Linked DNA regions of Homo sapiens: all the other regions are linked to region 1. Evidence: chromatin loops called from intact Hi-C (ENCODE). Cell type or tissue: heart right ventricle. All regions are shown on one strand. Region 1 has its middle 24 kb from the start of LINC01348. Region 2 has its middle 8.0 kb from the start of TARBP1. Region 3 overlaps SLC35F3 (solute carrier family 35 member F3).

Region 1 (2,500 bases):
ATCCGTGTGAAACAAGAACACCACCTAGAAAGGTTTAGAAGGGTTAGAGGTGACTGCCCGGGCGCGGTGGCTCACGCCTGTAATCCTAGCACTTTGGGAGGCCGCGGCGGGCAGATCACCTGAGGTCGGGAGTTCAAGACCAGTCTGACCAACATGGAGAAACCCCATCTCTACTAAAAATACAAAATTAGCCGGGCATGGTGGCACATGCCTGTAATCCCAGCTACTCAGGAGGCTGAGGCAGGAGAATCACTTGAACCCGCGAGGCGGAGGTTGCAGTGAGCCGAGATTGTGCCACAGCACTCCAGCCTGGGCAACAAGAGTGAAACTCTGTCTCAAAAAAAAAAAAAAAAAAAAAAAAAAAAAGGTTAGAGGGTTAGAGGTGACTTAAGTAACAGCACTCAGCATCTAGCACACAGTAGGCCCGGAGTGATCATTACTACTGGCTTACAGTGGCTTCGCCAGCACAGTCAGCCTCATGGGAAGGAGCACCCAAGTCTCAGGGCCACTCCCTGAGCACGTGTGAACTCAGCGGGATCCTTGCTGACTGGAGTCCCATGGGGAAGCATGACGGGGAGCCGGGAAGCGCTGGTCGTCCGAACGGGGCGGGAGCCTGGACAACAGGGGTACGAGGACCCAAAGCCTTCCCCTTGTTTCCTCCTCATCAATTCTCAGCAGAGTGAGGGGTGAGGAGTTAGGCCCTAGGGAGCAGGAAACAAGCAGGGATCCGGCCACACACCCACCTTCACCTTGATCCCCGGCGGGACGTCCCCACCCCTTCCCAGCAAGGCAGCCCTCAGGAGCTGCAGCCCAAGTGTCTCGCCTGGAGCTTCCAAGTGCAGAGCCTGATTTTTGAAGAACCACTGCCACACTCTGGCAAATGCAAGGAAGTCATTCTCGGTGCTGTGGCCTGGGGACCATCACGAACTGTCCTAGAGCGCAATCCGAATGCAAGCAGGGGAGAGGAGGCCCCAGCAGGCTGGATGCTGCTACGGGGAGTGACGGTCACCCCTGTGTGTCCAGAGCCCACTCCACGCCTGGAACGCAGTAAACACTGCATCGACAGTGGCCCTCCCCGCAGTCCCCCTTGCTCACCCCCTTAGCTCCTGAGCTCTTTATCATGCTTTCCGCGTGGCCCTGCTCTCACCTGACTGTAATCTGCATTTATTCCCTGTCTCCAGCTGATCTGTGAGTTCCACAAAGGGGAGAAGCCACCTGCTGGGCGGTCTTGCATCTGTGGCAATGCCTTGTGCATAAACAAACCTTCGCTAAATGTTTGTTGAGCGAACAGAAGAGCGAATGATGCACACGAATATGGAGGTCTACTAATATGTGCTTAAGGAATTAAACCGGTGATGATAGAGATGAAAGAGGCGGGTAGGTCATCGCAGTGCCTGCGGTAGGCACTAGATGGCGCCCAAGCACACCAAGAAGGCGCTGAGAGGCGGGCCGAGCAGCATGAGTTTTTGGTATAGGGGTTTCCTGGAAGATTGAAGCAGTTTATCTATGAGGGCCCCTTGACTGAAAGTCTAAGATCTGGTACAAATAAGCCAGGATCAGCGGGACATGCTGTATTACAGTTCTCCAGGGAAACAAAACCAACAGGATGTGTGTAGAGAGAGGAAGAGTTTCACGTTGAGGAATGGGCTCGTGATTGTGGAGGCTGGCAGGTCCTAAACCCAAGGCGTGGGCCAGCACAGTCCAGACCCAGGAGAGCGGAAGGTGCAGAGAAGTCCCAGGGCGTTCTGCCGGATAACTTCCCTCGCTTGGGAAGGCCAGTCTTTTTGTTCTACTTAGATCTTCAACTGATTGGATGAGACCCACCGACATTAGAGAGGGCCTCTGCTTTACTCAGAGTTTACCAATATGTTTTGGGATTTTTTTAAATATAAAATGAGATCCTGCTATGTTGCTCAGGCTAGAGTGCAGTGGCACAATCATAGTTCAATGCAGCCTCAAACTCTTGGCCCCAAGCAATCCTCCCACTTCAGCCTCCCAAGTAGCTAGGATTACAGGTGTGCACCACCATGCCTGGCTGTAATGTTGATCTCATACAAAAACACCCTCCCAGTTGACACATAAAGTTAACTATCACACACACAGCTTGAGCTGTTGTTCCAGAGAAGCCGTGATCTTTTTTATTGTTTGTTTGTTTTTTGGAGATGGAGTCTCACTCTGTCGTCCAGGCGGCGCTCAGCTCACTGCATCCTCTGCCTCCTGGATTCAAGCAATTCTCCTGCCTCAGCCTCCCGAGTAGCTGGGACTACAGGCACACGCCACCGTGCCCAGCTAATTTTTTATATTTTAGTAGAGACGGGGTTTCACCCTGTTGTCTAGGCTGGTCTCGAACTCCTGAGCTCAGGCAACCTGCCCGCCTCGGCCTCCCAAAGTGCTGGGATTACAGGCGTGAGCCACCGTGCCCGGCAGCCGTGATCCTGCATGGAGACCAACATCCTCCATCTCTCCCTCTTGCCTTCTCCCAAGAGCCCCATAATAAGTG
Region 2 (2,500 bases), 610 kb before region 1:
AAATTAGCCGTTCATGGTGGCATGCACCTGTAATCCCAGCTACTCGGGAGGCTGAGACAGGAGACTCGCTTGAACCCAGGAGGCGGAGGTTGCAGGGAGCCAAGATCGCGCCATTGCACTTCAGCCTGGGCAACAAGAGCAAAACTCCGTCTCAAAAATAAAAATCAAATCAAATCAAATCAAATAAAAAAGAAGCCTGTGCTTTTGTCATCCTGGATGGGAACGTCCAGCAGGGGCCTCCGAGAAGTCATTTTCTGCCCTGAGATCCCTCCTCCACCTCTGCATCCCACAGCTCTGACTACACTGGTTCCAACAAACTTAGAATGTAGAGGTGTTATTGACTACACCTTATATTTTAAAACTCACCATAAGGTGTCTAAAAATGGCTTTTTATTTCCTTCTGATCTGAAATGGTGCACCTATAGATGTGATTGCTCTGCTGCATCTCTGACTTTAATTCTGACTCTTCTCACTTTCCCAACTTGAAATGGACACTGCTTCCTTCTTAGTAAGGGTAATGGAGAAAGGAGCAAGAGTAAAAGGGAAATAGAAAGCATAAGTCAGGGAAGCTGATCCAGATAAATGTTCTTTCAAATGTCTCCTTCCTTCACGAGTGTTTGCATGGGGCCAGCCATGGTGGCTCTTGCCTGTAATCCCAGCACTGTGAGGCAGAAGCAGGAAGATCCCTTGAGGCCAGGAATTTGAGGCCAGCCTGGGCAACATAGGGAGACCCTGTCTCTACCCCAAAAAAAGAAAGCTGGGTGTGGTGGTATGTGCCCGTAGTCCCAGCTACTTGGGAGCCTGAGGCAAAAGGATCACTTGAGCCCAGGAGATTGAGGCTGCAGTGAGCTGTGATTACACCACTGCATTCCAGCCTGGGTAACAGAGTGAGACCCTGTCTCTACAAAAAAGAAAAAGAGCATTTGCATGGACTCACTGTTTGGGATTTTCAAGGCACACACTGCAGGTGCTTAACAGTCTTTTGTAATACCATGAGGGAAGCACTGGGCAAGGGCGCCATGGCACTGTGAGGGCTATAGGACTACGTAATGAATGATAACAATGTTGACCTGAGAGAGGTACACAGAGCTCCAACCCCACTGAAAAGATGCTTCTTAAATGCACAAATCTTGCATGCGTTCATGGTCCAGAATGCACAGGCAGTTGCATAACCAAAAACTAGCATCTGTTCAGAAGCTGACATTTCTCTGGACATTAGATGGTGCTGTTGTCAGCGCAGTGTGCTTTTTCCATCCTTTCAACTAAATGTTCATAGTTGCAAAGTGGAAAACAAGTATAAAAAGAAAGGAAATAGCAATTACATAGCAAGACTTCAGCTATAGCTTTCAGCTGTTTACGTCTAAGGCTCTAAGAAAGGGAAGGAGATTCTTGATAGGCTCTGTCTGAAATTTTTGCCTTCTGATGTTCCCCCGAAAGCCCTCAGAGAACCTCCGTGGAAAAATGCAGCTGCAGAATCATTAACACGTTTATGTTAAGTGCGATATCTAGAAAACTCAAATTCCCAGTGAGGATCTGTGGCAGACACCATTCATTATTAACCCCACAACCATCCTCCCTTCTCCCTCGCTGTCAAACCCTCATTTTTCTCAGGATGGCAACATACTGGCCCTTGGCCAATGGCTTATGTTTAGGCAGCAAACAGGACAAGCCTGTTCCCTGCTTCTCCAACCATCATTACAAGTCGGGCAATGGGTGCTCTCTGTGTCCTAGTCTTGGACAATGAGACATAAGCAGCAGTCTGCTAGGGATGTGTCTGGGAAAGCTTTTGCTTCTGATAAAAGGAAAGAAACCATTGTTGCCACAGTTCTCCTCTGTTCCTTCCTGCCTGATCACAGAGTGCTCTCTGGACCTATAGCTGCCAACTTGAACCCATGAGAGAACAAGCACGAGATGACAAACACCACAAGAAAAGTCGCAGGGGAGAAAACGCAGAGGGAACCTGGGTTCCTTGAAGCCATTCAACCAATGCTAGCAAATATCTATTTCTTGATAGTCTATAATATGAGAAAAATAAGTCCCTGTTTGTTCAAGCTTCCCTTGTTGAGTTTTCTATATTTCTCTCTGGTACAGGACTCCCACCCAGTTGCTTATCATTTAGTCCTGCTAGCTCCATTAGTTTTGACCACCTCCCGCTTTCCAGGGTTAGGGGCCTCTTCCTAACGGATTGCCACCATCATTTCTGCCTTGAAACTGACATTCACTGTTGCCCAGACTTGATCGTTTAGACCTATAAAGAAACAGAAACCAACAAGTAGAATCACCAGAAATCTTTAATCACTGGGAGACACATGTTCATACTGAATGCCTGGGCCTCACCCCAGACCAATTCATCTAGAAACTCTGAGTACAGGGCACAATCATCTATACATTTTTTTAAGGTTCCACAAGTGGATTGAGAACTGCTGGTCTTACTCATACGTTCCCCACTCACATGGCAGATATGCATAATAAATTGCCAAGGAAAGGAGGGAAAATAGTT
Region 3 (2,500 bases), 980 kb before region 1:
GTTTCATAAAGTAAGCTCTGAACATACTCACTACAGGCTAATACTTATTTTCTCTTGATTTATGAGAAATTTAAAGAAGCTAGAGGAGGAAGAAGCTGCTAAATGTAAATGTAATGTTGGAAGGTATAATTGGGATTTAAGATATTAAATTGTTTAATTATAGGCTGCCCTAAAATGAAGTCTTTCTTGTGTTCATAGACTTTAGTTCATGACCATTAAGATTTCGGTGACATGTAGGCAAGCATGGTGGCTCACGCCTGTAATCCCAGCACTTTGGGAGGATGAGATGGGCAGATCACCTGAGATCAGGAGTTCAAGACCAGCCTGACCAACATGATGAAACCCGTCTCCACTAAAAATACAAAAATTAGCCAGGCATGATGGCATGCGTCTGTAATCCCAGCTACTCGGGAGGCTGAGGCAGGAGAATTGCTTGAACCCGGGAGGTGGAGGTTGCAGCAAGCCGAGATCGTGCCATTGCACTCCAGCCTGGGCAGCAAGAGCAGAACGCCATCTCCAAAATAAAAAAATAAGAAAAGGTTTTGGTGACACGTAAGAGATTTCTCAGCAAAGTGCAAAGACTCGGATACAAGTGTTCTCTTGCCTCCCTTATGCAATGTGTGCTGGTAAGAGTTTAACAATCGGCTCTCCAGGAGGAGACTGGGGCAAGAGGGACCCTGATTTGCAGCATTTGCCAGTTCCGCAGGGTAAGTGCTCCCACTATGGCTGGTTTCAAACTACCAGTGTGACATCACAGACTGTGTTTGGAAGGAGATACACACGATAGTCTTATGAGCCAGTATGAGTTGGCTCCAGCACACCACTGCATGCCATTAATAGATTTCTGCTGTTCTTTGGAAATTTATATCATGGTATTTATTGCTGATGAGAAGATAATGAGTTTTTGCTTAAGTTTGGGAAAGGAAAACAAATTTGAAAAATGTGCACTGAAATTGTTATGAAAAGCTCCTAATTCTTGAGTTTTTGTTGTTATTGCTGTTTTTAAAAGATTGCTTGTTTGGTCCTTCAAATGTGAGTAAAGGAAAGAAGATAAAACTACATTTCCAATATGGCTGATTTGTTTTTAATTATAAACTGACATATTTATGAAAGGTTCTATTTTAATGGAGTACTATTAGTTTGAAGGGAGAATTGCAGAATACCGTGAGATAGTTAAGGGATTTGTGAATCAAGACTAATCTGTTTTTGCTATTCTCCACTTGTGTTCATGTACACTTAACTTTGAAAAGAATGTCTTTGTTTGCTGAGAATTGAGATTTAATTCTTTTAATGTGTTTTTAAGAGTAATTTTAGCTCAGAAGAAGAAATTTTAAACCTAGGAAAATTTTAGGTTGGAATGAGGAGGGATTTCCCTTTCTTGGACATTTGGGGAAGAGTTGGAAAGAGGCGTTTTTCATTGTGCAGACACAAGATGGCGCTAAAGGAGTATAATTTAAGCATGGCTTCCTTTATTTCAAAACAGTATTTGGAAACGGGTCATCTTGAGATGCGGCGTGCATTTGAGATGCGGCGTGCATTTTGCCACATGTTGGTGGGTTTTTTGTTTGTTTGTTGTGGCTGTCATTGTTTATAAAGAGACAGCTTTAAAGGGGACCGGGTATTGAGTTGATATTAAAATATGGTAGAAAGGTATCCATATGGTCTATAAAATAAAACGGGTCAATATGATGAGGTCTTCTGGCTCTGCCTCTAGTGTTTTGGGTTTCTGTTCCTCCAAGGAAGCGCATTCATCTTGCCTGTACTTGCTTGTGGCTGCCAAAGTGTTCAGGTAGGTTTCTGCCCCAGTAAGGAAGTGTCTAAGAATCTCCTGGAAGAAGCTGGATGTGCAAGCTTTCTCTGCCTTTTGAGGGACCTCATAATTCACTTTCCAAGTACTCATCGACACCTTTTACTCTTTAATATTGCTGCCCCTTTTACTCCTGGCTGCCCACACATCTGCCTATGCGTGGACTTGTGGTGCTTTGGAATCTGTGGTTTTAATTTGTGTCCTTTGTCCTCTGGTCCTTCCCTTGTATGCACTTACATAATGGGCTGCTCTGAGGACCAATGCTTTGCCAACCCAAAGCATTTCCCCAGGAACATTCCACTGCCTTGTCTACCCTCAGCTTCCCTTTTGGCCTCTTCTCTGGGCTTAGGACCACCCACTCTTGGAATCCAAATGCTTAGGAATAAAGTAAACCTAAGATCTACTCACTATCCCCACTTAACATGTTCAACTTTTTATTTTGAAATAATTTCAGACTTAGAGAAAAGTTGCAAAAATAGTAAAAGAATTTCCATATCCACTTGGATTCTCAAATGTTAACATTTGCTTTATTCTGTCTTCTGAACCATTTGAGAACAAGCCATGGGTATAATGCTCCTTTTCCTTCACCTCGAAATATCTCAGTGTGTATTTTATAAAATCAAGGGCATTTTATTACATAACCATTGTAAACCAAAAAGTATCTGAGACTTATCTCAATCAGTTTTGAGGTTA

Evidence for each region. Hi-C counts contacts between places; a loop is a spot of excess contacts. Peaks named below come from ENCODE experiments on the same cell type or tissue, not always from the same donor. Only the 100,000 strongest peaks of a DNase experiment are listed, where the experiment ranks them.
Region 2: it touches region 1 in a loop (6-fold over the local background); 107 of 110 quality-filtered maps call a loop at or near these places.
Region 3: it touches region 1 in a loop (10-fold over the local background); 9 of 110 quality-filtered maps call a loop at or near these places.

The regions. Positions count from the first base shown.
Region 1 is chr1:235,092,603-235,095,102 of GRCh38, forward strand. No RefSeq gene overlaps it. Among named protein-coding and RNA genes, the nearest start is that of LINC01348, 24 kb to the left of the region's middle. RefSeq lists enhancers at 730-1,313, 1,279-1,438. In heart right ventricle, CTCF peaks have their summits at 863 and 1,397 (motif pointing right); DNase peaks (open chromatin) are centred at 859 and 1,399; H3K4me3 peaks cover 953 bases; H3K27ac peaks cover 833 bases.
Region 2 is chr1:234,485,922-234,488,421 of GRCh38, forward strand. No RefSeq gene overlaps it. Among named protein-coding and RNA genes, the nearest start is that of TARBP1, 8.0 kb to the left of the region's middle. RefSeq lists a silencer at 1,129-1,218. In heart right ventricle, a CTCF peak has its summit at 1,219; a DNase peak (open chromatin) is centred at 1,190; H3K4me3 peaks cover 422 bases; H3K27ac peaks cover 498 bases.
Region 3 is chr1:234,113,347-234,115,846 of GRCh38, forward strand. The region is part of intron 2 of SLC35F3 (solute carrier family 35 member F3); the gene reads left to right. Among named protein-coding and RNA genes, the nearest start is that of SLC35F3-AS1, 160 kb to the right of the region's middle. In heart right ventricle, CTCF peaks have their summits at 1,406 (motif pointing right) and 1,607; a DNase peak (open chromatin) is centred at 1,446; H3K27me3 peaks cover 1,240 bases.